Regions from separate parts of the Mus musculus genome. Here region 2 is linked to region 1. A link is a loop called in an ENCODE intact Hi-C map of the cell type or tissue named here. Cell type or tissue: left cerebral cortex. All regions are shown on one strand. Links, peaks and the distances in the headings refer to the core of each region. The heading gives the core; the rest is flanking DNA. Region 1 holds the start of Rapgef5 (Rap guanine nucleotide exchange factor (GEF) 5). Region 2 overlaps Gm31482 (a long non-coding RNA gene).

Region 1 (12,171 bases), core at 1,602-9,601:
GCTGTCTGTTGGTTACATTAAGTCCTTCATTACTGTCTTGTCACGCTGGGCTTTTGATCATGCAGGATTTTTCTTCCCTGACTCTGAATGCCTAACTTAAGAAGTTCCCAGTGTGATAGCTATACAGTGTATGAAGAGGCACAGAGAGATTTTGTTTCAAGACCATCAGTACAAGGAGTAGAAGATGAACTCATATGGACACATATCCATCCTGGCACCTATCCCTATCAGGTGTTCTCTTTGACTGGAGCCACTGATGCAAATAGCACAAGGAAATGTTATCACCCCCTGGGGGGAGTATTTGCTTGAGGCATGGTTCGTGATATGCTATAAAAATAACAGGGCTGTACCACACAGGTTTGTCATGAGCAGTGTGAGGGCAGATAGTTCTATTTGTGATTCTTGAAAACCAAAATAAAGTAAGCCTAACATTTTAGATCTGAAACATGTTTCATTATTTTGCTACATTTCTCTCAATTGCATATTCATTCCATACAAATCACAAAAATAGCATGAGTATCAAGTACACACATGGTTCTCTCTGGCATTCTCGGTGAGGCAGTCTGGGAAATGAGTTTTGTGTGACATAATCTGTCTTCTGATCAGCTAGCTACTCAGCTCTGATCCTCAGAGAGGCCAGGCTCAGGTCTGTCTATTTTAGTCATTATATACTGGGATGTTGGCCGAGCTGAATAAAAAAGAGAAATTACGTGTTTATTTCTGAAAGCTGATACAACAATATAAAGGTATTTCAGTGAGGCACACTTCAGAGTTGGGTATGTAAGAGGGATTGTACTAGGAAGAGGGTACACCAACGTCCTGGCAGCTGTGACGGCCGAGGAGTCATGAGCCTGATGTGCATTGTGCCCAAGGACAAGCAGGTAGACAAGTAACAGTGAGACACAAAGGACGACCCGTGTATCCATGATGTTTTGGTATTTATGGTAATCATACAGGAGTATATAATTAAATGAAGAAAAGCCAGGGAATCACTATCCTGAATTTTATACAGCCAGGGATTCAGAGCCATCTGCGGAATGTTCTCTAAGGGCAACCTACCTGTGCACCTCCTGCCCCATCCAGCCATCATGACTTTGAATCTGACACAGCTCTCCAGTCTTCCTCATAAGCTCCCCAACCCCCATGCTCTCCTCTCATTATCTCGGTTTTCACTCCTGTGCCCTCTGACTTAGCCAGTATAGCTGCTGTATAAACTGAAGCCCACAGAACCTGCTTGCCCAACCTTCTGACTTCTCTAAATATGGTGCCAGTAAATTCTTGTTTGATTAGGTAATACATTCACAATGTATGTACACAAATGTACATATAAACACAATTATATGAAGAAAATATTCTACCTTTTCTTCCTTTTTGGCCAACTCCAATAACATTTTTCCCTTGGTGCTAGGGATTGGAGCTAGGGCTTTTCACTTACCAGGTAAGCACTGGGCTACTGTGTGTCCCTAGCCTTTGGCTTTTTGAGACAGAGTATAACAATATAATTCAGGCTGTCTTTGAATTTACACTCCTTCTATCTAATTGGCTGGCACTGAAGACATGACCCACCACACTAGGTAAAGACATTTTTATAGTTTCTTTATGCATAGACCTCCCTCCCCTCAAAGGAACATTTTCTCATTTTAATCACATTCTGTTTTGACCATGTGTTTGATCATCATAGTTACAAAATAAATACTCTATACTTAGGGATTAATACAATTTATTATTTTACCTCCCCATTCAGTGGTTGATGGTGCTCAGCTGGTAGCTCTTACTCAGGTTCCTCAAATTTGGTTGCCCTCAAATGCTGAAGACTAGCCTGGGCTGCACATCTCAAGTGGCTTATGGATAGTCGACATTTGATAATGCTGTTGAATGGGAATTCAGCTGCCAGAAACCTTCCACACTGGGTTTTTCTACATATCTACGATGGCCCCTTAAAACAAGGCAGTTGGCTTCTGAGTGAGCACATTCTACCAACAAGCGTTCTGAGATAGCAGGAAATGGAATCTGCCAGGCCAAATTAAGGGCTATTTACAGATCTAGTGAAATCATCCCCATGTAAACATTGGGACAAAGCCTTCCCAAGCCTGTTCAAATGCAAGGAAGTAGAGTCCCAGACCCAAGTCTTCAAGGTCCCATTATAGACTTTGGGCCATGGTCATCTTCCCAGAGTGTGGTCTGCAGCACTGTGAGAAGCCATTTTGTACCCTCTTTCCTGCCTCTTGTCTCATCTAACATCTCAGTCAGTTTTGCCCCACTCTTGCAGCAGTTCAGCCCTCATGACATTGCAGATAGTTCACTGTCAGGGTCATTTTCCAGCTCTCCAATTTCTCTTCACTACAAAAAGCCTGTCTAATTTGTGGCTTCTCACGACAGGCATTTCCACAAGTGTAGCCTTGATGATGCCATTTCCATTCGTAAAAAATCATCAGCTCTGGTTCCTTAGACTTCAGGCTGGCTAGTGGTCTTGTTAGAGTGCTGCGGGGTTTGTACATGCAGGACCCATAGTCTTTAAGCTTTCAATAATACAACGCCAGGATAATTTTACTTAAACCCAGGTGAAGCCTTATTTGAAAAACTGAGTTTGCATACATGAAAGCATTCACTTATTCAATGACTGTGGTCGACTGCTAAAATACTAAACAAAAGAAAAAAAATCTGCTCTCACAGGGTGTATTTCTAGTTTCAGAGAGGCAGCAAGAGACTAAGTCTGTACAGTATATAGAATGATTATGTAGAATGTTGGAAGGCAACAAGCTCTGTGAAAGGCTTGGGAAGGGCTGTGGTTTTATATCACACGGTCATAAAATGCTTCCTTGAAATGGTGACATTTGAATGTAAGAAATGGAATGGTCTGGGCGAGAGAAATCTCTAGGATGTGCCATATTGGATAGCCAGTGGCCATATGCTGCTGTCTAAATTTATATAATTTAAATTAAATAAAGTTAAAAACCTAGTTCTTCAGTCACACTTGCCACATTTCAAGTGCTCAGCAGCCACAAGTTTCAAAAGGCTGGAAAAAAAAATCCCTAGAATATTCCTTTCAGGATGCAAGCGCTGTAGCATAGCATTACAGAAGGGTGGTACTCCGGGCAAAAGGCAAGGAGAGGGTGCTGGGGTGGGCTTGTCTGAAAGGAGTGGTGTGAATTTTCTACTAACAGATTCCTGCTCTTTCTGATATATCGTGTGTGTGTGTGTGTGTGTGTGCAAATGCACGTGTGTAGGTGAATATCCTTATGTGTGTGCATGCATGTGGAGGCCAACCCTGGCTGCCAGTTCTCAGGTTCTTTTCATACTTGGATTTTTTTTTTTGTTGTTGTTGTTGTTTTTAAATATAGAGTCTCCTACTTGCCTGAGCTTACCCCTTTAGATAAGGCTAGCTGGCCATCAATTCCCCAGGGGTCTACCTGTCTTTACCTCTCCAGCCCTGGGATCAAAAGAGGTGACACTAATTATGCCCTGCTTCCTTATTCTTGTTTGCTTGTTTGTTTGGTTGGTTTTGAACATAGTTTCTTAGGATCTAACTTGGGTCCTTGGACTTGCAAGGCAATCAATCACCTTAGCAGACAAACTACCTTCCTGGTTCCCACCTGCTTACTTTTATGCTAAGTATGTGTGGCCTTTATTATTTATTACTTTAACCTAAATAGACTTTTCAAAAGTCCTTATTGATGTTGTGCCTTAGATACATGGCATGGCCGATTCTATAGACTCTATGGTGTAAGTTTCAAACTCCTAAATCTTATATTGAAAACTGTGAATCTGTGAATCTGTGAATCTAGGATTACAGTGCAAGCCTGTAATCCTAGCACTTGGAAGACAAAGAAGGGGTGCCAAAAGTTCAACGTGATCCTCGGCTACATACGGTGCTCAGGTCGGCCTGGGCTACAGGAGACTCAAAAAAAAAAAAAAAAACAAAAACAAAAACAAAAACAAAAACAAACAAAAAGCCAAAGGAAAAAAAGCTGCTTGAACATGTGTGAAGACCGAGAATGTCAACTAGGAGACAGAACATATGCGATCTCTTCTGTAGCGGAGTGAAGTCATAGATAATTCAAATGTTACTTCTCAGGGATGATATGACTGGCAGAAGGCCCCACAGATCAGAATGTTAACTAGGAGTGTCCTGGGAACTCCTTGGAACCAAGTACCAACCCCTTAGCTGGCACATTTTAACCTAAAAATCAAGAGACTGATGTTAGAGATACAGATGTAGAGTTTCATTCTTGGATAAATCTGCATCACAGACATTTGGAAACCATAACAGACTATAGAGCTCATTACTGACTCCTTCTCAATAAATGTACATAGGTTAAGGGGACAAAATGTAAGTCTTCTGCAGTAAGCGGACAACACAAATTCTATTTCCCCCGACTTCTTCATTATGACATCACCCTTCTCTAACAGGACATAGCCTCCAGGTCCAAAGGCTCCCTCTGGCCCTATGTGAGCCACCTAAGAGTTTGAAATCACAATTTCAAATCTCCTTGAAGGGCTCTAAGCTTTAAGACATTGTGTAAATTTCTTGGCCTGGCTTAGGTTGCTCTTCCCAGGAGGTTTTAGTATTTACATTCACTTGATAATTAGCAAGAGTTTAGGGACTACCTGATTTCCTCTTAGTATTTATCTACATCAGGCTGAATTTCCCTTTTCTTAAGGGCAAGATCTCCACTCTCCCTACTCGGCCACATTTCCCGTGTGCACTTGGCCAAACATCTGCTGTGTGAGATAGTAACCTTGTCAAGGATCCTTACTTGTCATTTTAAAGGTTTTTCAGATCTTTGGCGGTCATAGGTAAAGAGTGGGTCTCAGCGTCCTAGTGCTGAGGGGTTAAAGGCCTTGTTGAAGATTCACAACCCCTTGGAGTTGAAGGCCTTCCTGGAATGGTTTCCACTGAGCACTCCACAATTCCTACCTCCTGGAATTGTATAAGCAGTGATTCATGCTGCGCTAAGCCTTTACAGTTTACCAAGCACATTCACCAGACACAGAAGGCTTCCAGGGAGGTCAGGTTCCAACATGTCAACAGAGATTCATCTTCGGGCCACCAGACTTGCACCTATTTTACTAAGCACCCATCAAACCCAACTAGTTTTCTCCGCTCCCCCTTTTATGAGGAGCGCGCCTACCGACCACTGAGTGGGCAATGTTGTCCCAAGAAACCAATTCTGAACATTTTCTAGGATACCGACTGTGCTGTGGGGCTAGGCTAAGCGCCGGAGGGAGGAAGACCTCTGAGCCTTCTGGGTCGCAGTCCAGGCCACTCCTGGCTGGAGCAAAGGGACTTTTTAGACTCGGGGGAATGGGTCCGGGAGGAGGTTTTTGGGAATGGCGCACCTATGCAGGCTCAGAGCACTCGCCGCTCCAGGGCCCCTTCCGCGGGCGGTGGGAGTGTCTCAGCCGTCCGGAGGTGAGCGGCGGGGCGGGGCGGGGAGCACCTGGGCGGGGCCGGGGCGGTGCGCGGGGCCGAGGCTCCCAGCCGGGCGCGCGCCAATGGGCAGCGGCTGGCAGCGCGTCCCGCGCCTGAGCCGCAGTCGCGCCCTCTCGCTGCCTGGCGAAGGCGCGGAGGCGAGCGCGGAGGAGAGCAGCCGCGGGCGCCGCCGCAACCGTCAGGGCATCAGGATGGCGGTGGGCTCTGTCAAGATGCAGCCGCCTTGCGAGAGTCCGGCCCTGGCCTCGGCGGCCCCGGCCGATGGCCCTCTGCGCCGCAGCCCGAGCGCCCGGGAGCCGGAGCGCGAGCCGCCCGCCGCGTCTCTGCGGCCGCGCCTCAGGGACCTGCCTGCGCTGCTGCGGAGCGGGCTCACGCTGCGGAGGAAGCGGAGCGCCGCCGGCGCCCGGGTGAGTGGCCCGGGCGCGCACGTGGAGCCCTCGACTGCCCCGCGGGCCCGCCACGCCGTGGCTGGAAGTTGGGGAGGTGGCGGGACTCCGCTGGAGCGGGGCCTGGGACGTCGGGGTTAGGGGGCGCCCCTCGGGCTGCGACGGCCACCCTTCCCCCTAGATGCACCTGAGCGCACCCGGGCGCCGGGGCATCGCAGGAAGAAGGGCTGTTTGCTGCTTTCTGTGGGGAAGCTGCAGGTGTCCGGTGACTGAGTCAACCAGCCCCGTCTCACAGAAAGTCTTAGGCCTCCCGCAGGTCCTGTTTGCAGGTGGCCTGCGACGTGCGTGCTTGTTTTGGAAGACTCAGCAGTGTCTGGGCGTCGGGACTGCCCTGGCAGCCGCCACTGCTGAGGGGGAGACTTAGGAGTTGGAAGAGCTTGGGTGAGCTGCTAGCGCTGGGAGCACTCAGTACTCCGGGACGCCCCCTAGAGCGGGAGAGGGTCGGACCCCCGGGAATCTCAAATATCGACTTTCTGATGGTGTGTTCAGATATGACTTCCTGGTGAAGGAGCATTCCTTGTGTTGTAAGTGCATCTCACGACCTGAGCAGGCCAGACATGTTTTTTATGTTAAAAGGAGGGCCTGCTTGTCATCCTGGTGATCCTCAAGCCACTCAAGAAAGCCCCAGTAAGCTCTCACTGACTTCCTTCCTACTCAGCAGAGCTTGGGAATACCTTGGTACATCCTACTCATACTTTTTTTAAAAATTATTTTTTGATTATTATGTAGTATTTACTGAAAAATCGTAACAATGGTGTGATTTTTTTTTTTTTTGACTAGAAGTCTTAGTTATATGTCATGAAAGGAGACAGTAGTTGGAGACTCACAGCTCCTGTGATGTTATTGGCTTGCGGAAACCTAAGGGCTGAGGAAGCATTTGTTCTGTCGTGGCTTCCTATAGATGGGCAAGGATCTGAATTGCTACAGTTCTTGTTCTCCAGGCTGTGTTTTCCCTTTCCTAGGTATTTTCTTCTTCGGTGCTACCTTAAAGGATTGTTCTTAGGATTCTCTCATGCAATTAGATAATTTTTAAGTCAGCCACCAGGAAAGTTTTAGAATTGCCCACACAGTAATCATGGTTTTTTAATTCACGTTACATTCCGCTCACTGCCCCCCCACTTCCGGTCACCTCCTCCTACAACACTTCGCCCCTCTCCTTCTCTGAGTGGGTGGGCTCCCCTGGTTTTTTTCCCTACCCTGGCACATCAAGACTGCAGAGCTAGGCACGTCCTCTCCCACTGAGGCCAGACAAGGCAGTCCAGCTAGAAGAATATAGCCCACAGACTGGAAACACTTTTTGGGATAACCCCCTCTCCAGTTGTTTGGGACCCATGTGAAGACCAAGTTGCACATCTGTTCCATATGTGTAGGGAGGCCTAGGTCCAGCCTGTGTGTGTTCTCTGGCTGATGGTTCAGTCTCTTGAGAGCCTCAAGGATCCAGGCTAGTTGACTCTCTTGGTCTTCCTGTGGAGTTCCTAACCCCTTCGGGACCTCAGTCCTTTCCCCTACTCTTCCATAAGAATCCCTAACTCCATCCACTCCACACAGTAATCTTGATGTGTGGTGTATAGGATTGCTTACAAAGAAAGGCAGGAAGTGTGTCCTCAAGATAGGGTGGCTAAATAAACACAAGACCCAGAATTATAGACTTTGCAAGAATCTAGGAGAAAGTAGGTCAAATTGTGTTCCTATTATCCTTGACAGTTACTTTTCCACGGCACAGAATGCTGAAGACATGGGCAGCCGGGAAGTCTGTGACAGGAATTGTCCACAGATCCATCTGCAGCATTCATCTACACAGGGACTCTAGTTTCTTGCTGCCTGGGATGATGATGTTTGCCCTGTCAATATGCAGACTGGCCCTAACTTTCAAACTACTCTGTATATGGGCTCTTCAAACAAGCTACTTTACTAATTCTTCTTCAGTCACACTACATTGTATTAGTTCTTTAAGAGCTTAAATGCATGTCTCTCTTAAAAGATTGAGTGTCAAGTTTTTCACTGTTGGGAAACTCCCACTTTTATCAGTTTCTCCCTCCTTCTGCTTCAGGGGAGACTATTTTAGTTTGCTTTCTGTTGCTGTGATAAAACACCATAAACAAAAGCATGGGAAGAAAGGTTTATTTCATCTTATAGCTTACAGTTTATCAACTGTAAAAAAGTGAAACTTGGGGGAGGAACTCAAGACAGGAACCTGGAGTCAGGAACTGAAGCGGAGGCCATGGAGGAGTGTTGCTTACTGGATTGCTCACCATGGCTTCCTCAGCCTGCCCAGGGGTGTCACTATTGAGAGTAGGCAGCATCCACCCACATCAATCAGCAAATCAAGAAAATGCCCTACAGACTTGCCTACAGGCCATCTGATTGAGGTCTTTTCTCAGTTGAGAGTCCCAGATAACTATAGCTTGGTTGTCCTGTTGAAAAACACTAACTAGAGCAACTACTGTTGCGATTTTTGTAACCCTCATTGTCAAAGGGGTAGGAAGGAGTTTGAAAGAAGGGAAACAAAGTAAAATCATGTGCTCTGTGTCATGCAGCTTGAGACACTGTAACACAATACCCTAAACTTGATGGCCTGAAGAGATGTTTATTTTCTCACAGTTATGAAATCTGGCAAACCCAAGCTCTGTTCAGGCTAGTTTTGTTTCTGTACAGGGCATTGTCTGCCTTGCAGGGGCCCATTTTTCCTCTACCCATTCTTATGGCTTTTCTTCAGCAGGGTCAAAGACAATCTTGTCCTCTTTTTATAAAGCCACTAATCTTACCATGAGGCCCTCACCCTCACAACCAAATACAATCTAAATACTGCCAAAGATTTCCATCACAGTATTCCACACCCCCCCCCCAATTTCCATATGTCATCACAGTAAGGGTTTGAGCTTCAACTTAAGAATAGTATGGATGATGTAAATGTCCATAAGAAGGGGTTTGAGAGGAAGAGAGAAATAGTAAAATATATCCCAGGCTGATTGGCAGGTGATGAACATCTGATATTAACTGGGTAGTCCCCTTGATTGGGACACTGATATTAATGTAATGGCAGCATGACTCAGAGACTCAATGAAAACTGTGAGGCCGTACCTACGGATTTGAGCTGAGTGATCTCTGTTCATAGAAGTTCACTCGGCACAAAGCAGCTCTGAGTATTGCACTGTTGGTGAAGAGGTTGAATCATACCAAAATCTGACCTAGTAGTTCCTATGCTGTTGTCCATGTTGTCTGAGACTCCCACAGTTTGAGACCATCCAACATCAACTCAGCTCTCTATGGACTGTGTTGTTCAGCCCAGTACCTTACAGAGTGTCTCTTTCTGGGACAAGTTAACCTGTCATTTGGTTAATACAGCACACTTCCTTGGTTCCCTGGTTCCTCTGTTCTGTTGTTTCTAATGGTATTGAATTCACTGTGCATACTCATTGAGAAGACTGCACCTCCTTTGGACAAGAAAAGCAAAAGCTAAGGTTTGCATTGTAGGAAGACTTGCTACTTTTTACTACGGCTACATTTTGCTATGGAAACATTTTTAAACATCAATGGCAACACCAGGTATTCTGGAATCCCATTATACCAAATCTTGTTTCATTTGTGGTAAGGGATGGGATGGGGAGGGGGTTGTTTCTGGTATAATTTAAAGCAACCTCTGAGTTACTTCATAAAAATTGCATCTGACACCTCTGATAAGGACCTTACAGCCACCAGCACCCTCCTCTGTGCCAGCATGGTAGCTTATGGCTGTATCTAGAACACAAGTCTGTCAAAATTGCAAGCTTTGGCTACAGAGTGAGCTCTGCACTCCTATTTAAAATAAAACAAGTCAAACAAATAAACAAAACAAAGCACTTGTGACTTTTTCGTTCCTAAGACAGTTAACATTTCTTAGCACAGTTCCTACATGCAAATCCTCCTGAAGATGCCTGTCTAGCTGTTATTATTAGAATCAGAAACTAAGAGTGCCACATGTTGATTTTGATTCTTGAACTTTTAAGTCCGTTTTATTTTATAACAGACTCCACCCTCTTTTTTTTAATGATATTGATTTGCAAGACAAATTGGATCCTTAGTCCAGGACTCTGTCCTACTTTCTGGGTGTTAGTTAACCCATTCTTCCATCCCTATAACCTGACAATTCCATACGGAGGCTGGACTGGATTCAAAAGCACATACCGTTTTTGAGTAGTACTGTGCTAGGTGTCCCTGTCATTTTGTGGTGCTGATAGGTCAGGATTCTTCCGGAGTAGTGAGGACTGACTGATTGACGCAGATGATGTCACTTTCCCTTCTACCTTTCACCTGATGGTTTTAGTTTCTTAATTCCTGAAGTCATCTTCATTAGGGAGTGCAAATACATCGACAGTCTGAATACATCATTCCTGTTGCACCTATTATTTGGAACAGTGTTCGTAAGTGCATTCTACCAGGAATTATTTGGATTTTCCAGCATTCAGGCTGCATAGGAAAGAAGGGGGGAATCCTGTTTTCCCCATGTATCATTTTTCATAGTAATGCTTTAATTACTAACAGCCTTCATGAATAGCCAGAGTTGTTCTTTTCTTAAGATAACCACAGTTGTTCTTTTCTTAGTGTCATCAGGAATTAATGCATTTGTTCCAGTCTGTTGTGGCAAATTCTCTCTTGAGCGTGTGTCCTCTTCTCCCCCATACTTAGCATATGGTCTCAGTAGACTAGAAGCCTTTATACTTTCTGATTTATCATGTCCATTTTCGCCCTCACATTTGAAACTGCCCATCTGTCTAAGGATCACAAATCTTTTAAAAAATGTATTAGCAAAAATAGTTTATTTCTCGAATGTTTTGCTTCTTTTAGTGTCTATCTCTTTCCCCCCTTGGTCTTGGCCTTCTACCTTAATTTTTGAAATTCTTTAAAGATATTTCTAACCAGGCTATTTCCAAAATTGATGGTGTAGAATAGGTGTTGATGACCACTCCATCTTTCTCTATATGCTGTCAGATGCTGGGAGTGACATATTTTGGGTTTTACTACTGGCATGTTTCCTCTTAGACTCTGGGATGCTCTTCTTTATCTCAAAGTGCTTTATTTACAGTAGGTAGCTGATTCAGTTGTTCACAGTGGACAACAATGTCTGCTAGTGATGCTCAGCCATTGGCTTCATCATGGTTCTCTAGTGATGCTCAGCCATTAGCTTTCACAGTAGATGTTTGCCCATTGTCTTCTAGTGATGGACTTTTCACCATGGTCCTGTAGAGATGCTCTGCTTATTATGGTCCTTTAGTGATGCTCAGCCATTGACTTCATCATGGTCCTGTAGTGATGCTCAGCCATTGGCTTTCCCAACGGATGCTTCCCCATGGTCCTCTTGTGATGCTCAGTGACTGGCTTTCACAATGGAGTCTTCACCATAGTCCTATAGTTATGCTTAGCTTACTATAGTCCTCTAGAGATGCTCACCCTTTGACTTTCTCTTCAGGTGGGTGGCTTACTTTCCTTCTGTGACTCCTTTTACTTACTGCACTTCACTAGCTGGTGGCCCTGTGGCAGATGCAGAATAGAAGAACAAAAACTAGAAAGGACCACTGGTATCCACCCCACCTCCCATTTTAAATTGAGGGATCAGGTCAGCCTGGGACTCACTGTGTCTCACAGCTTGGTCTTGAACATGTAGCATCTTCCTACTTCAGCTTCCCAAATGCTGAGAGTGCAGGCATGAGCAATCTTACTGAGATGACATAAACAGAGTGACCCTTTTACTCTGTCCAAACTGGAACACCATGGGTGTGACTCAATATCCACCTCTGCCAGAAACTTGTCTCCACTATTGAGAAATATACGCTACTCCATACTACACCAGTATGTTCATTTAATACTTGTTTTAAACATATGCCTTATAAGCTGAAAACATGATTTGTTCTTTGTACTTATATTAAACTCAGAGACTCATGTATCATGTATATACCTATGGCAGAGACTTCATTCAGCTCTTGCAACAGGCTTGTAAATTAGATGTGGCTATGTGCATTCCATAGATGTGAAAACTGAAACACGGAGGTGGCTTGCCCAAGATCTCAGATTGTGTAGGTGGGAAAAGGGAGGGAAGTTTGAATCCAGGCAAGTCAGGCCCCATAGGACATAGTTTTGAGTAGACTGTCTAGCTCTCTAGTACAGAAAGTACAAAGGCTCTGTAAACTGCTATAGCTTCTGGGACTTGCTGGTAGCACCTTGCTACTCTGAGACTGCTCAACAAATTGGTACAAAGCCAGACTAACTTTTCTTTCAATTTAGCACAAACAGGCTCTCCCTGACCTATTTGGGTAT
Region 2 (12,171 bases), core at 2,036-10,035, 54 kb before region 1:
CTTATAGGCATGACAAATTTTGGGTCAAAGGTTTTGTTGGATGGGTTAGTGTTCCCCTCCCGCCACTGGATAGCTTGCCCAGCTACAGGAGGTGGCCTCCTCAGGCTCCATATTCCCCACTGTAAGAGGTCTCAGCTAGGGTCACCCCAATAAGCTCCCTGAAGCTTCCTGAATCCCATAAATGACCCCCCTTCCCCGACACACACACACATTTCCATTCTCTCTTTCAGTCTCCCTGGTTCCTACTCCCTTTCCCCTCCCTACCCCTCTCCCACACAGCTCCCTCCCTCCATTTTCTTCAGATGTCTATTTTGTCTCCTCTTCTGAGTAAGATTCAACATCTTCCCTTGGTCCCTCCTTGTTACTTGCATCTTTGGGTTTGGTTTACAGCCTGGTTAGCCTTTACTTTATGGGTAAATCTACTTATGAGTACATACCCTTTGTGTCTTTATGGGTCTGGATTACCTCACTGGGGATATTTTCTAGTTCCATTCATTTGCCTGAAAATGTCATGATATTCTTGTTTTTAATAGCTGAGTAGTATTCCATTGTGTAAAATGTACCACATTTTCTGTTACCCATTCTTTGATTGAGGGACATCTAGGTTGTTTCCAGTTTCCTGTATTTTGAGTAAAATTGCTAAGAACATAGTGGAGCAAGTGTCCTTGTGATATGGTGGAGCATCTTTTGGGTATATACCCAGAAGTGGTACAACTGGGTCTTGAGGTAGAACTATCCCCAATTTTTTTAGGAAACCACCAAATTGATTTCCAGAGTGGTCGTACAAGTTTGCAATCCCACCATCAAGCGAGAAGTGTTCCCCTTTCTCCACATCCTCACCAGCATGTGCTGTCACTTGAATTTTTGATGTTAGCCATTCTCATTGATGTAAGGTGGAATCTCAGTCATTTTGATTTGCATTTCCCTGATGACTAAGGAAGTTGAACATTTCATTAAGTGCTTCTTAGCCATTTGAGTTTCCTCTGTTGAGAATTCTCTGATCAGTTCTGTACCCCAATTTTTGATTGGGTTATTTGGTTTTGTAGAGTCTAACTTCTTGAGTTCTTTATATCTTTTGGATATTAGTCCTTTGTTGGATGAGGGGTTAATGGAGGTCTTTACACAATCTGTAAGTTGCCATCTTGTCCTATTGATAGTGTCCTTTGCCTTACAGAAGCTTTTTAGTTTCAGGGGGTCCTGTTTACTAATTGTTGACCTTAGAGCCTGATCAGTTCAGGAAGTTGTTTTTATTGTTGTTTTGTTTTTCTTTTGGTTTCTTGAGTCAGGGTTTCTCTGTGCAGCCCTGGGTGTCCTGGAGTTTTCTATGTAGACCAAACTGGCCTCAAACTCAAGAGATCAACTTGTCCCTGGCTCCCTATTTTTTTTTATTATATTATTATTTTGTGCTTGCATAGTCTCTACATTTTAGTTATAGTTATATAACTTTGTTAATATCTTTGTTTATTTTTTACAAATTGGAACCAGAAGAGCAAGAAAGTAAAACCAGTCAATATGTTACTTTTAGCAGCATTGTTAAGGTATAACATCACAACATACATTTATTATTTTATGCATAAAGTCTAATGACTTTTAGTGGGTTTATAGATCTGTGCAAAGCTCACAGCCATCTATCTGTGGATGTTCTTTCGTTTTTGGAACAGGGTCTTGTGTAAGGTTAATGCTGGTTAGCCAGAGCCACCACCCTCAAGATCCTTCCTGCTGTGGTCTGAAGTCATAGTCCTGGAATGGCAGGCATGTACCACCGTGCCCAGCCTTTCGAATAATCCTTAGAACACCATCATCCATCATCTCCAATACATCCTTCTGCGCAATGCCATGCACTTTCTACTTCTCCTCAGCCCCTCAGGCAGACGCAGAGCCATTTCCAGACTTTCTGTATTCTGGAATATATATATATATGTGTGTGTGTGTGTGTGTATGGCCAGCTCTTTTTAGTATTTTTTTCAGTAGGTATTCAATATAGAAACAATAGTATTGTTTCTATAGGTATGTTTTAGCACCTCATTTCTATAAAGTGCCAGATAATAATCTGTTAGTGATTGTACCACATGGAATTGAGGATTCCAGTTTGAACTATCGTGACTGCAATGCTTCTTTGAACATCCAAGTATAAGTCTTCATGCAGACAGACACTATTATTTCCCCCGAGAAAGCACCTAGGAGGATACTGCTGGGTTATTTGTCAACTTTATGCTTTAGGTTTTAGCCAGCCATTTTCCGAAGTCATCCACGGCTATTCCAAGTCCCCGCCAGCATTTGACAGTGTCCTGGAGGTTCTTCCCACACAGCTCCTTCATGTGAAGCAATTTCTCCTTTCCCCATTTGCTTGTGATATCTTTTTAATTCCATTAAACGCCTATAGAAAAAGCACTTTTATGTCTTTAAGCCAAATAACTCCTTTCCGCATGCCTTTCATAAAGCTTTGCATCTTTCTTTCACATCCAAGCAAACATAAGCATCTCATAGTGAATTTTGTTAAATGAGATGCATGATAAACCAATGTCGCTGACTTAAAATTATTGGTGATTACTTCGAACCTTTGTGGAAACAGTGGGAATTGAGTCCTTGGGAAAATCAAGCCATGGGTGTGTTCACCCTGGATGTGTGCATCCTGGGTGCTCAAGCCATTTGGGGAACTGCTCCTGGGGAAACCCCTGCTGAGCCTGTGAATATTTTTTGACTCTCTTTTGTGATGACAATGTTTACAGCAGGCGAATTTTAGTTTGTGAAGGAGCATGAAGTCATTTGGAGGCAAACCATGTCAGTAATATGGCTGATTGAAGTGAATCAGAAATATGGACCACCTAATAGTATCTCTATGTGTATATACATATACACAAGCACACACTGGCTTTCTCTTTCTGTGTGCTTCTAGACTAAGCACAAAGTATTTCAAAACTAGTTGTCAATTTTTAGGGGGTACTGGGGCTCTAACATAGGGCTTCACACATGATAAATATGTGTTCTACCAATATCTGGGTCTTATTAATATCTTTATTTACTCATATTTAAGTTTTTAATTTAAAATTTAATATATTTATTTTGCTTATGTACATGAGGCACACAGACATGTAGCCAAAATACTCATATACACAAAATAATAATTTTTAAAGCAAAAAAGAGAAGACAAATACACTTATAAAAGATGTGCAAGTGTTAGCACACTTGTTTTAAGGCTTATCCAGCCGTTTGATGGTGAGAGTTAATTTCAAAGTTAACTTTGATAATTCTTCCCCAAGACACCCCCATGGGAAATTCTCATATTGAATGAAGAGGTCCTTACTTCAGCATTAGGCTCCCTGCTGAGCACATAATGAGATTCATGTCTCATTGTCACTGAACGGTGAACTTGATGAGAATCAAGCATAGCCACACTCATTGGAGGTGTCTTTGGAATGTTAATGAATCCTGTTTCTTACAAGAATTCTTTTTTCCTCTTAATTTACCAAGACACTACATTTAGGTCCAAAAAGAATGTGAGGTTCAAGGTACCAACTTTCCACGAAGTCTGTCAGTCACTTGCCTACAGAATCACAATAGCTCAGATGGCAGGACTGATGCTTCCCGTTAAACACAGGAGGACGTTTCTTTTTCAGATGGATTTGATAAACCCAGGAGTGAATGTAAAGGAAATGTTGATGCCTCTTTGGAACTTTTGAAAACAGAGTGCATGCTCATGTACCTGAGAGAGCCAAAGCCTAATCCTGTCTGAGATGGCAGGAGAGGAGAGAGGAGCTCTTGACCACAGACAGCTGCAAACCATATCCCACCACTCATCAGACCCCCTCAGTATTGCTGCTTTTATCTGGTTTCAAAAACCACTAATGTTTAATACTTAAAATTCAGCGATCATGGAAAATGAAAAGAGTGGAAAATAAAAAAAGAAAAAATTCCCTTATTCCAGAGGAGTCCTAGCATGACTTGCCGTTGGCAGACCTGTTTTCCATACTCTTTCTTCATTTGCTCAGAAATAGACCCAGAAGCTTGTATCCAAAACCACTGCATGCTTTTGTGACTGACCTTTTTTGCTTCCTGTGCTATAGGCTCATTTCCTCATCAATGAACATACGGCTTTTGCTGGCTAAGAGTGTCCCCTGGCATGCATGCACACTGGGTGTTCAGCCAGTTTGACCTATGGATGATTTAACCTGCTTTCCTGTAAACCCTTGTGTATATGTCCTTGTGGAGTTGTCCAGTAATTTCATAGGATCTTATTCTTGGAAGCAAAAGGGCTTCTATGGTACATAGTTTTGAAAAATTTGCTGCCTCCTGCCAGCTTCCCCTCCAGAAAGGTCATAGCAATTTACATTATCATTGGTTATGTTTGACAGAGCCCATTTCCCACATTTTCTAAATAACACGGGCTTCTGCCCACTGAAGGCTGGCTGCTTTCAATATACATTGAGTCCTAGGAAAGTTGAAGTTTTCAATAATCCATCTTTCTTTTGTTATTTGCCTTTAAGGTCCTTTACACTTGCAGGCGCGCATGTGCGTGCACACATACACACACACCACACACACACCCAACACACACACACACACACATCTCACATCTCCGTACACAGTTATCATTTTTTTAACTGTACTCATTTTGGATGTGCTGGACAGAAATTTGCTACACAGATTATTCTTTAGATTACACTAGCTATGATTAGAAATCGTGATCTTCTGTAAGCCAGAATAAGTCAGATGAAGTCAGAGGGTTAGTTAGTTAGATGTAGAATTACAGGGAAGATTGCAAGTATCCAGTGCAGAATGGGCAGGCATGGTCATTGCCCGTGCTGTAGAATCTGATCAGGATTCTTGTCACTAAACAAAGTCAGAGCCACTTGACTTGATAACTGGACAGTGATGCCTAGGATGCATGTGGGTGGGAGGAGAAGGAGGTAGAGAGGAGGAGGGAAAGGGCAGGAGGGAGAGGAAAGGAGGGAGAGGGGATGAGGGAGAGGGGAGGAGGAAGAGGAGGGAGAACAAAGGAGGAAGAGAGGATGTCTAGGAAGTAGGGAAAGTGGTCCTTCAGGACAGTCCTTTGTTTGCATACCGTCTCAAAGTACCAGTAGCTTCCTCTTTTCTTTCCCCTCTCCTCCTGCTGTCCACACCAGTAGCTTCCTTTTTTTCTCTCCCCGCCTCCCCCTTCCTGTTGTCCACACAAAGGACATGTCCTAAGAGGCACAAGTAACCAGTGCCATTGTGTATTCTCTCCTCTAAGCCCAGGAAAATAGGGGCATGGATACTTTTTCTGCTTGAAGACAGGGCTAGAGGGGAAGGGCTGGGGCATTTGCTTCTCATCCGGGGATCTGCTGCAAGAGAGAGAGAGAACTTTGCAGCATGCTTTGTCACCAGGTGCAGGCAGAGCCAGGACCACATCCCAGTTCTCTGGTCACTGAGAGCCATCCTACATCCTCTCTGCCCTTCCCTATGACCCCTACTCTTCAGTTTTGTGAGCTTTTGAAAACATTCCCTCCTTTATTTCTTTGGGTAAAATCCAGATCCCTTATCTGACCCATCAAGCCCTGCCTTACCATTGCTCCTTCTGCTACCTACCGCATCTCTTTGCCAAATGCTCCCATCATCCCAGTCCAGATTCCCTTATGTTGGGGCATGCCTCACCAGGGCTTTTGCAACCTGCTGTCCCTTACACAGGAACTGCCCTTCCCACAGGAATCTACACTAAGTACCTCCTCCTCAGGACTCTGCCCAATACCACCTTATCTGAGCACCATGTGGAGACTCTTGGCTGGCGACTGTATTCAGGATGTCTGTGCCATGAGGCTGCCCGACAGGAAAGAGATGAACCTGAGCACTGGCGGGGACCAGAGGCAAGGACAGCTCGCTCAGGAAGGAAGCTGGCAAGGAGGCTCGGGTCTTCACCTAAGGTTCAGGAACTGAGGCTATCTTCCTTTATTCTCCCCAGTACACGTGCCCACCGCAGAGCCAGCTGCACAGAGTAGCACACTTTCTGTGTACAGCTTCTGTGCTGGGACCCTCCCAGCCTGGCCCCTCCCCTTGCTTCCCACCTCCCTGATCTCCTCATTTCCTTTCCGAGATACATATTCCTTTCTCCCTGTCCTAACTCTCACGGACCAGAGAAAGTCTGTTCTTTTCCAAGTATATCCAGGTCTTGATATGTCTGCTTCAGCTAATCCCTACGTAGCACATTCCCCTGGCCCAGTCTCAGCTCTGGGAGCTAGCTGGGTAAAAACACTGTAGTGTTCAGTCTCGGAATCAAGAGCTAAAGCATCAGACCAGAGCCGGTGACAGCCGAGCTGAGCTCACAGGGGGCATAACTCTGGAAACCCTGTTCTGGACTGGGGCTTTTCTAAAACACCATAGGTGGTGGTCAAATAGCTCTAGGTAGGGATGGAAGGGCCAGGTACACAGGGAGACTCGTCATATTTAATCTAAACAGTGTCCATGTGACCTAGAGTGAAGTGTTAGGGACAGCCTGCCCAGAGCCATGCCACTCTTTTATGTATGAGAACGAGTGTAGGGAGGATTAAGGATGGGCAGAGTGGTTTGGAGAGGGCACAGGGGAATCTGGCTCCTTAATGGTCAGATGCGTTTACTATGAGAGCGTCAGGACCTGCTGTCTACCCTGGCAGAGGGAGGAGAGGCAGAGAAAAAGAGACTGCTGGTGGGCAGTGCTCCCTCTCAGAATGTGGAAGGTTTGTTCAAAATGCAAATGACCATTTGGTTTATTTATTTTATTATTTGTGAAGGATGTTTGGAGAACTAATAAAACAAACCTTTGGTTACCAGATTTCTGGCTAAAATGTTTCCAGTGAATGAAAGTTTGTCACATAAGATACTGCCTTCTCATTAACATACTTGAGGATAAGCATTAGAAGACACGTGCATGAACGTACCTCAGGACTCAGAGCTATGGTATAAACACTTACCCATAGTGCTCTGGGCAGAAGGCAAGTATAGCCTAATCATCTCAAACAGTAGCGTGACTCCCTGACCCCATGACCAAGACTGACCAGGAAGCACTTGCTGATGACCAAATTTGATATAAATATGCTGAGCCTCATTTCCCCTATCTTAGATGAATAGGCTTTTTTTTTTTCTTCCCCTTCACCAAGTGCCATTCTGCCAAGCCCTGGAAATGTTAGTGGGAAGCTAGATCTTCTCCTGAGGAACCCAATGACCATGCAAGAGGGAATTTCCCAGAGAACAGCAAATGACCACAGAGGTGACTCATGCACTAAGAGATTAGCAAGGGAAGGGAGACTGAGGAGGAAGGCAGCTACAGGGTCCTGAAGAGAAAAGACTAAGGTTATATAATCACAGAGGTATAGCTTACACATACATATATACATACATACACACACACACACACACACACACACACACACACACACACACACTTGTTTGTTTAATTTGGCTTTTAAAATATGGGTCTATTCACCTACAATTTACACTCTAATGATTGAACCTCATATTGAGGTTTTTAGCTTATTTTGCCAAGGTGTGGCCTGGTGGGCTTTTAAGGCCTCGTAGTAACTAGTGGTTTCACTTCTTTCGGTATTTCACGGTCCTCTGTGTGCCAGGTATTGTGATGGGTCCACAAGATACAAAATGAAGATATCAAGGGCACCATTTGAGGGAAACCAGCCAATTAATCAAAAAAAATCCAAACTAATGGTGTATGACAGCAATCACAGTGATTTCTTGAAAAGGGAAGTGTCAACCAGGCCACCAAGGGTTATGTTTGTACAAGTCTAGAAAATCAAAATGACTGTGCCTTCTGGATTGGGATAGTGAGGTTCATGTGGAGTTTCCTCTGCACCCAAAGAGTGGCTGATCTGGGGGAAAGCCTGGTTCAGCCGAGGGTCATCTCTACTGAGGCATAACGCTAGACATCCCAGGTCAGAGTATCTGTTTCTCAATTTCTTTGTAGTAGCTGTTCTCAACCATGGGTGCATATTAGGATTATGAGGGGCTGACCCCTAGTCCTGGCTGCACCCAGACCGATAAGTGTTGCATTTCTGTCTAGAGGTGGATGAGGGAAGAGCAAGGCATCGCCACTGTCTAAAGTTCCCCTGGCGGCTTCCATGTGCAGCTCAGGTTAAGACACACGGAGTTGACTGCATGAGAGGACCAACCAGCAAGAGATTTGAAAACCTTCAAGGTGATTGTAGTGTACAGAAATTACAGAGCACGTACTGTGGGCAGTTACCCATATGCAAGGCCTGGGAGCACTCTTGCTAAGTCTCTGGAGCTGTTTGCTGTATTAGACACTCATAATGAAGCTTTATTCTCTGGAAAACTGGTCTGGAGTGGCCATTTGTCCTGTGTTAGAACTTCTGCTTCCCCATCTGCAAGGCCTCACCTTTGTTTTGGATGCATGCTATGGTCTTCAGAGCCTTCCTGGCTATATCCTCAATTCTCCTGTCCTCTTTGTCACCAACTGCTCAGGCCTGCTGGGATTCTGTCCCTGGATGTTGGTGGACCTTATGTAGGGAATTTGCTGTGCTGATCCTGCAATCCTTATTCATAGGAATCTGAGCAACTCTGCAGAGAACGCAGAGAACACTTGTGTTTAACACAAGGCTTTTGGAGAGAGAGAGAGAGAGAGAGAGAGAGAGAGAGAGAGAGAGAGAGACTGAGAGAGAGAGAGAGAGAGAGAGAGAGAGAGAGAGAGAGAGAATGAGAGAGAGCTCTTTCCAGCAGACAAGGCAAACACTTCCTTGGCTCAGGACCTTTCTATACTTTGCACTACAGGCAGCCACTAAAAATAGAGCGTGTGGGAGGGAGCTGGAGTCCTTTTTTGGTCGTCCTTGCCTCCGAATAAAGCAAAATGTCTTCAGGGGGTTCCAGTGAGCAGCCAGGATATGGGAAGACAATTTCAGTGGGCTCCCACTATATCCCCTGTAGATAGGGCCCTGTTCCTACCATGAGAAAGTGAAATTTAAAACTCAAATCTAGCAGTAACCAAGCCAAAGACCAGAAACTATTCTAGTTTGTTTTCCCTGGTTCCTGCTCTGACTCTGGAAGAATTCCTTCTTTTCTAAACCATTGCTGGAAGCACTGTCTGCAGCCTTCCCAGTCAAAAAGACCCAGACTCTCTCTTCTTTATTATAGCTCTTTATTCACACCAACCTAATTTTATACATTATATCCACATCAACCTAATTTTATATATCAACCTGTCCTTTCTCTCTCTCTGTCTTAGCCTTAAGATCTGAACTCTGGTCATGTATCTCTTTGAGAATTTAGTGACCAATCTGGTCCAGAACTTCAGAAAATTTCACCAGAATTTCCAGGCTATTTGTTTGAGTGAGTACATGTGTGCATAGCCTTCCCACTCATGTGTGTGTGTGTTCACACTGGTTAAGTGCTTATCTTCCTATCATATCCAGAAGTTTAGGTTGCTCTTTTGCCATTCTTAGAATTAGAAATCAAAATTTATACATGCATGGCCTCATTATATACGAGAGTTCACCTCTGTGGGTATGGGGCAACAAACTGGCAAGGGCAGGCACATACAATGATGTACATATGTGTGTGCGTGTTAGGATAACTTTTAGGATTTCTTCTCATCTTCTACTTTTTTTGTGGTATGGTCTCCTGTATTTCTGCTGCCACACTATGTTCTCCAGGCTAGCTGCTCTCTGACCTTCTGTGGATTCATGTGTCTCTACTTCTCATCTCTGGGCAGAAGTGCTGGGATTACAGATGTGTGTCATCACATGCAGCTTTTTTTTTAAATTCACTTTACATACCAATATCAGCACACCCCTTCTCCTCCACCCAGTCTTCCCTCATACAGATCCTCCCACCATTCCCCCTCCTCTGAGAAGACAGCGATACCCCCTGGGTATCACCCTCCTGATACATCAAGTCACCGCAGGGCTAGGTATATCCCCTTCCACCAAGACCAGACATGGTGGTGGTGGTCCAGTTAGGGGACTGGAATCCACAGGCAGGCAGGCAACAGATCAAAGGACAGCTCCCATTGTTTGGGGACCTGCATGAAGACCAAGCTGCTCATCTGCTACATGTGTGCAAGGGGCATAGGTCCAGCCCGAGCTCGTTATTTGGTTAGTGATTCAGTCTCTGGGAGCCCCAAAGGTTCCAGTTGTCTCTGATGGTCTTCTTGTGGAGTCCCTGTCCTCTTGGGTCTGTCTAACCTTCCCTCAACTCTCCCACAAGACTCCTCAAGCTCCATCTAATGTTTGGCTGTAAGTCTCTGCATCTTTTTCCTCCATTGGCTGTTGGGTGGAGCCTCTCAGAGGACAGTTATGTTAGGCTCCTGTCTGCAAGCATAACAGAGTATTGCTAATAGTGTCAGGGATTGTTTCTTACCAATAGGATGGATCTCAATTTGGCCAGTCATTGGTTAACCACTGCCTTGGTCCCTCTTTGTCCCTGAGCATCTTGTAGACAGAACACATTTTTGGGTCAAAGGTTTTGTGGGCTGGTTGCTGTCCTCATCCCTCCACTGGGAGTTCTCCATGGCTATAGGAAGAGGTCACTTTAGGATCCATATCTTCCACTATTAGGAATGTCAGCTAGAGTCTTCCCCACAGATACCCCAGGGCCTCCCCTGTTACAGGTCTCCAGCACATCTTAGAGATACCCTCTCCCACCTCCCACCTCCCACCTCCCACCTCCCACCTCCAACCTCCCACCTCCCACCTCCCACTTCCCACCTCCTACCACCCACATCCAGCTTTTAACTTGGCTTCCAGGGATCAAATCCAGCTAAAGAAACTAGTGTTTTTGCTCTCTTAACCCTTTCATAGGCCCACTTTCCCTAGCTTAGTGTGGAGAAAAATACACTGTGGTAAGCAAGGCAATGAGGCAAGTGCCTTGAACTTGGAAGGAACTTTCTCCTCCTTCTGTAAAAACTTTTTAGGACTGCTATAGCAAAATACCATAGAATAGAAGGTTAAAATAACCAAAACTCCTTTCTGGAGGCCCCAAATCCTAGAAGCAGTATCAATAGGCTTGTTTTTTTCTGAACCCTCTCTCTTTGCCTTGTGTATGGCATCTTCTCCTCTCCCAGTGACATCATGTGCTCCCTTTTCTGTGCCTGTCTGGTTCTAATCTCCTCTTACAAGGGCAATAGACATGATAGATTAGGGCCTGATCTATGCTTTGTTCAATGCTCACCACCTCTCTAGAAGCCCATCTCCAAATAGAGTCACATTCTGAAGTTCTAGGAGTTAGGACATCACATGAATTTGAGGAAAACATTTGATAATTTTTTTCCATGTCAAGACACTGTTCTAAGAGTTTCTACTTGGGATGTGAGTATAGCATAATAGGAGAGTGCTTGTCTAGCATCATAAGACCCTGAATTTGGAACCTAGCATCACACATACACACACACACACACACACACACACACACACACACACACACACACAGAGTCATCTACATCTTAACTGATTCCAAATTCTAAAATATTTCAACAGTCCTCTGAGAAATCATCACCATGTTACAAACGGATCAACTAAAACACTGAATGGTCATAAAGATAGTGATAGCATGCTCTTCACAACTGCATGGTACCACCTTTCAGAAACCAGCTCAGTGATAGTGTGTAGAAGAAATAATCCATGAGTCTCTTCTCATAACAAGATTATTCTCACTCTACTTGTTCTTTAAGGATCCACAAGAGAATAGAAGTGAGCCAAGGGTGAGGTACACGTCCAACTCCACAGTCATTCAGGGATCCAGGCTGAAGGAGGCTTGTCATGGATTGAATATGCTTAGCCCAGGCACTATTTGGAGGTGTGCCTTGTTAGAATAGGTGTGTCATTGTGGGTGTGGGGGCTTTAAGGCCCTCATCCTAGCTGCCTGGAAGTCAATCTTTCACTAGCAGCCTTCAGATGAAGATGTAGAACTCTCCACTTTGTGTTCACCATGCCTGCCTAGATGTTGCTTGCCATGCTCCCATCTTGATGATATTGGACTGAACCTGTGAACCTGTAAGCCAGCTCCAATTACATGCTGTCCTTTATAAGACTTGCTTTGGTCATGGTGTGTCTTCACAGCAGTAAAACCCTAACTAAGACAAGGCTTCACCCTTTTATAAACTAATATCTGTAAACAATGTCTGAAAAAAGTGTGTGAGAAGTGTGCCCATCCTGATTCTAGATCTAAAGATGAGGCAGAGGACCACACAGGAGTATCTCC

What was found. Hi-C counts contacts between places; a loop is a spot of excess contacts. Peaks named below come from ENCODE experiments on the same cell type or tissue, not always from the same donor. Only the 100,000 strongest peaks of a DNase experiment are listed, where the experiment ranks them.
Region 2: it touches region 1 in a loop (2.3-fold over the local background); 6 of 42 quality-filtered maps call a loop at or near these places.

What each region holds. Positions count from the first base shown.
Region 1 is chr12:117,528,393-117,540,563 of GRCm38, forward strand. It overlaps Rapgef5 (Rap guanine nucleotide exchange factor (GEF) 5), which reads left to right and starts at 5,536. Exons shown (of 26, transcript NM_001373989.1): 1 at 5,536-5,841. The coding sequence starts at 5,626. In left cerebral cortex, for the core only: a CTCF peak has its summit at 6,301; DNase peaks (open chromatin) are centred at 2,503, 2,917, 5,002, 5,603 and 5 more places; H3K4me3 peaks cover 2,761 bases; H3K27ac peaks cover 5,025 bases.
Region 2 is chr12:117,474,096-117,486,266 of GRCm38, forward strand. All of the region lies in intron 1 of Gm31482 (a long non-coding RNA gene), which reads left to right. Among named protein-coding and RNA genes, the nearest start is that of Gm31482, 14 kb to the left of the region's middle. In left cerebral cortex, for the core only: no CTCF peak of the experiment used is centred there; DNase peaks (open chromatin) are centred at 5,200, 7,212, 8,486, 8,784 and 1 more place; H3K27ac peaks cover 2,079 bases.